Regions from separate parts of the Homo sapiens genome. Here region 2 is linked to region 1. A link is a loop called in an ENCODE intact Hi-C map of the cell type or tissue named here. Cell type or tissue: heart right ventricle. All regions are shown on one strand.

Region 1 (2,500 bases):
CACCTGTGCCTGCGGGTATGTTCTGAGGCTAAGGATTGCTCTCTAGGGCTTTGGCTGAATAGGCAAATCAGACGTGTCCACCCATCTCCACCCCTCTCCTCCTCCCACCGTCAGGCTTAATTCCTTGCTCCCTTCTTTAGACTTCCACTGCACTGTTCGTCCATCCATCCATCCATCCATCCATCCATCCATCCATTCATTCAGTGCCAAGTAATCACCAGATACTGTTGTAGGCACTGGAGGTACAGCGGTAAACCAAACAGGCAAAAGTCCCTGCCTTCACAGAGATGACAGTCTAAGCCTAGGCTTCAAGAGCAGGCAGGGACCTGGCAGCAGGTTGAGGTGGAGCTGGGCTAAGAAAAGTATTTCTATATTGGGACATGCTGAACGTCTTATTCTTACTGTAGAAGAGTGGTTGCCACAGCTCATTGTGAAGTTGGGGGAGAATAGAAATAAAGCAGACTAGAGCAGAAAGAATAGAATAGAAAGCGACTATGGTAGCAATTAGCTCTCTCCACCTTCACTGCCACTCTGGTGTGAGGCACCTACCACCTCTCACCTGGATTACTGTCTTAGCCTCCTAATTGGTCCCCTGCTTCCCTCTTTGGCCCTTCCCACTTCCGTCTGTTTTCAGGACAGCAGCTAAAGTGATCCTGTTACAACCTGCTTAGGTTTAGCCCTTGTCACTTCTGTTGCTCAAAACCCTGCCCTTGGCCCCACATGGCAGTCAGGGTAAACGCCAAAGCCTTAGCATGGCTTACCAAGTCCCATCTACTTTCACACTTGTTTCCTCTTGAAATTAATCTACTCCTCCTCTCCCCTTCAGTATTCCCGCTTCAGCCTGCTTGGCCTCTTTTTTCTACTTTAATACACCAAACACCCCTCCCGCCTCAAGGCCATTGCACTTGGTTATTCCCTCTGCTTGGAGTGCTCTTCCTCCAAATTCTCCACATGGCTTTCTCCACCTGCTCTAGGTGTTTACTTCCATTTCACTTGTTCAGGGAGGCCTTCCCTTACACTCTATTTTGCATTGCTCCTCCACCCTGGCACCATATTCACCCTTCTCACTTGTTGTTTTCTTTTTCTCCATAGTGCTTCTCACCATCCCATAGACTCCCCATAGTATCTGTCCTGCTTACTGTCTGTCTGCCTTCACTAAAATGGGAGCTCCATGAGAGCAAGGATTTTTGTCTATTTCACTTACTGCTGTGTTCTCATCACTTAGTCTAGGCACATAGTTGGTGCTCAATAAATATTTGTCAAATGAATGAATGAATGAATGAATGAATGAATGAGGAAGGTCATGTTGGCCAGTAGTATTGAAACTTTGTTTTAGCAGCAAAAGCCAGGTTTGTCTGACTCCACCAGGCCTTTTTGCTCCCCCACCGCCCCCCCTCCACCCTTGCTTCTTGGCAGGGAGAAGGGCTGGGAGGGAGAAGAAATTCTGGGCCTGCTCCCAAGTGGGAAGTTCTCTCCTGTCCAGGGAAATCCTCAGCGGCCTCATGCAGATGACTACTTTCCAGCTGGAGGTTCTGAGACTGTGAGATTATGTTTTCAAAATGGAAATAATTTTGTTGCTTGTTTTCTTTTAATTAGAAAAGTAGTGAAGGCTCATAGTAAATCATTATGGGGTGCTTCAGAAATATGAATGGGTTCCCTTCTCTAGCCCTGATGCTCCAAGACCTCCTCTCCCCGGCACTGCCTACCTGCATTTCTTTCCTTAACAACTAGATCAGGGATCTCTTTCCTTGTCAGGACTGAAAAAGCCACATTGTTGTTTTTAATGGTGACTGTGTATGAATATGCCATAATTCATGTAAGCAAGCTGTTTTTCACTATAATAGACACCATGGCAATGAACATCCTGGTACATACATCTTTGCTCTCTTGACCCATTATTTCCTTAGGATGAATTCCCAGAAGTGCAATTGCTGGGTCACTCGGGCTCCCTGCTGGAAGACGCCTGATACTATTGTCCAAATGTGGGAGGACTTAAATTCTACAGGGATTGGAGCGACCCTCTGCCCTGTATTTCCCAAACCCAGCTCTCTTGCCTCTCTCCACTCCTTCATCTAAGGGAGCCCATGGAGGACAGTGGTAAAACACTCATAAAACACTTATCAGGGATGGATTATTGTATATGGTATACCAGGCACTGTTCTAGACACTTTCCACATATCAACTCATTTAATCCTCATAACAATCTTAAGAGTACATACCATCATTAGCCTCACTTTACAGACAAGGAAACTGGGGCTATGGGAGGTGAAGTAACTTGCCCAAGATCACACAGCTGGCAGGGAACAGGTGGTAGAATCAAAGCCAGGTAGCCGTACACCAGAGCCTAGACTCTTTTTTTAAGACAGAGTCTTGCTCTATTGCCCAGGTTGGAGTGCAGTGGTGTGATCTCAGCTCAATGCAACCTCTACCTCTTGGGTTCAAGTGATTCTTCTGCCTCAGCTTCCCGAGTAGCTGGGATTACAGGCGTGTGCCACCACGT
Region 2 (2,500 bases), 59 kb after region 1:
TGGTCAGCCTAGGGCATGTGGCAGGCACGGGGCCCCCTGGCTGCCCCAAAAGAGGGTAGAGAATTAGATGCTGGTCAGGAAGAAGAGGACCCACTGATGAGACCTTAAGGTGGGAAGAACTTGGCCATTACTGTGAGAAAGAAGAGTGGGCCATTGGTGAGGACAACCAGGGAGAAGGACGCATGTGAGAAAGAAGGCTATCCATGCGGGCTTGAGGGCTGTGAGGCCTCAGACACTGAGCCCGTGTCATGCGGGCAGAGAGTACCATCAATATCTGCAGCTGTCAAAACTCTCAACTCAGCAAAAACCCGACTCAGACTTCAGGTCACCCACAAGGGCATAGCTGACAATTCTCTGTGGCAGGTGGGGAAGAATCGGCCAACTTCAGACACTGGTCAACTCAAGTTCTGACCTCAGGAGAAGCAGAAGGTGGGAGAAAGAAAGGGAGAGAGGCCATCGGCCTTTTGGGGTTGCCATCTGGCTCAAGCGGTCCACAGACAGTTGACTCAAACCCCATAATTGACATATTTACATGTGACTTATGCCAAAAGACATAAATGAACTCCCCCGTCCCACCCCACCCAAGCTGTACATGGATAGCCTCATGGCTGAGCTCCAATTCTATGCCCCCAGCCACCCCTGAACCTCTGAATACTTTGGCCCTGGTGTCCCCAATGAGAAAATCCCCTGAGGTGGGTGCTAATTCAGTCTCCAGGGATTAAGCCTCCCCTCCCTCCCTCCTGGACCGAGCTAATAACACCCACACATATCCACTGCTTTGCACTTCCCAAAGAATGATCTCATTGGAATCTCATAACAACCCTGCAAGGCTGGCAAAGCAGGGATGATTATCCCTATTTTCAGATGAGGAAACTGAGGCCTAGAAAAGTTAAGCAATTACCAGGGTCACACCATTAGCAAGTCCTCCAACTCCAAATCCAGCACCCAAGTTAAGAAGGGATGCATGGCCCCTTTAATCTTAAAATGTGGATGTCGCCAGTCTCATGGAGGATGTGGGGAGGAGCCTCAGATGGCAGAGCAAGTGAGATGAGAAGGGTCTGTGCCCAGGTAGAAGCCTGGTAAGAGGATTAAGCTATGTTTACTCTCCCCTAAAAGGGATGGGGGTAAGGGAGGAAGAAAATGAATATTTCTTGAATATCTACTAGGTGCCAAGTAGTGTATTAGACGCCTTACATACATTATCTCATTTAATCCTTCTAAAACTCTGTGAGGTCAGTTCCCATTTTACAGAGGGAGAAACTGAGGCTCAGAGAATGGCCTTGCTAGGCCTAAAGTCACACAGTGTGTAAGTAATGGAGTTATGACTTGGCCCTGCTTCTCACTCTAAAGCCTATGTTATTTGGGCAAGATTCTGTGTCCCCTTCCTTGACATGTGACCATCTGCCTTGGTACCCATCCAGTTGCTGCAGGAAGCTTGTCCCTGGTGGGGCTTTAGTGAGTGGCCTTCAGAAATCAGGAAACTGAGAAGAGGGAGGGGAAAGGGGAACTGCGGGGGAGGTAAGAGCTCCAAGAGTTTGTGGGAGAAACCAGATTCCTCCCGGGAATTGTGAGCAGTGTCCCCTCCCTCTTTCCTTCCTCTCCCCCTCCCTCTTACCACAGCCTGGCTGGGGCAGGAAAGCCATGTCCCTGAAGGGCGGCCTCTTGGCAGATGCAAAGCTGGAGGCAGAACCACAAAGGCCCACATCCTGGGTCACCTCCCACTCAGAACCACAAAGAATCTGGACAAGAACTCTAACATTTCTCTAAACTGCCAGAATGCATTGCCTCTTCTCTTCCCTGCCCTTCTTTTCTCATCTCCTCACCCATTAGCCTCAGAGGTGGAACCCCAGGTTTCAGCAGACAAATCCACTTTCTTTTTCTGCCTAGCAAGCAAAAGAATCAGACTCCTGAAACTGGTCCTAATCTACAGAGCTCATTATGTTCACCCCCTGCCTTTAGGCATGAGTCATACAGGCCAGTGGGGGTCTCTGTCTTGTTTTAAGCCACCTCAAAGGTAGGACATTCCACGGCCATTCTCAGGTAACTTTTCAGTGTTGCATTCTTTACCATCAGGAGGCTCTTTGTAATTTTTAACTTTATTTCCTAATGCCAATTCTTTCCTGTTTTGACTTTAGTGGAAATGGGGGAATGATACTACCTAAATTATGACTTTCCCAACAACAAACGAAACCAGAGAACCCAACTACTCTTCTAGACACCAGCAGCTGCACTATGTCTTTATTGATTGGCTCAATTGTCTAATTCATCAGAAAAAGTGAAAGATGGAAAGTAAAGTAAAGCTAAGATGGAGAGTATTGCCAGAAAAATATTTAAATAAAAGTAAGGTAGAAGATACAGACCCAGTGAGTAGATCTATTGGTTTCTTGGCTATCATAATTATCACCATGTTTAATTGCTCCAGTCTTTATCATAACCATTACTATTACCACTCCCACGATCATCTCTATCCCTATCACCATTTTTATTGCTATCACATGAC

What was found. A loop is a pair of places that touch in the nucleus more often than their neighbours do. Peaks named below come from ENCODE experiments on the same cell type or tissue, not always from the same donor. Only the 100,000 strongest peaks of a DNase experiment are listed, where the experiment ranks them.
Region 2: a loop joins it to region 1, with 6 times the contacts of the local background. A loop is called at or near these places in 29 of 110 quality-filtered maps.

What each region holds. Positions count from the first base shown.
Region 1 is chrX:68,997,062-68,999,561 of GRCh38, reverse strand. No RefSeq gene overlaps it. Among named protein-coding and RNA genes, the nearest start is that of PJA1, 170 kb to the left of the region's middle. In heart right ventricle, no CTCF peak of the experiment used is centred here; a DNase peak (open chromatin) is centred at 1,431; H3K27ac peaks cover 997 bases.
Region 2 is chrX:68,937,869-68,940,368 of GRCh38, reverse strand. No RefSeq gene overlaps it. Among named protein-coding and RNA genes, the nearest start is that of EFNB1, 110 kb to the right of the region's middle. In heart right ventricle, no CTCF peak of the experiment used is centred here; no DNase peak of the experiment used is centred here; H3K27ac peaks cover 1,417 bases.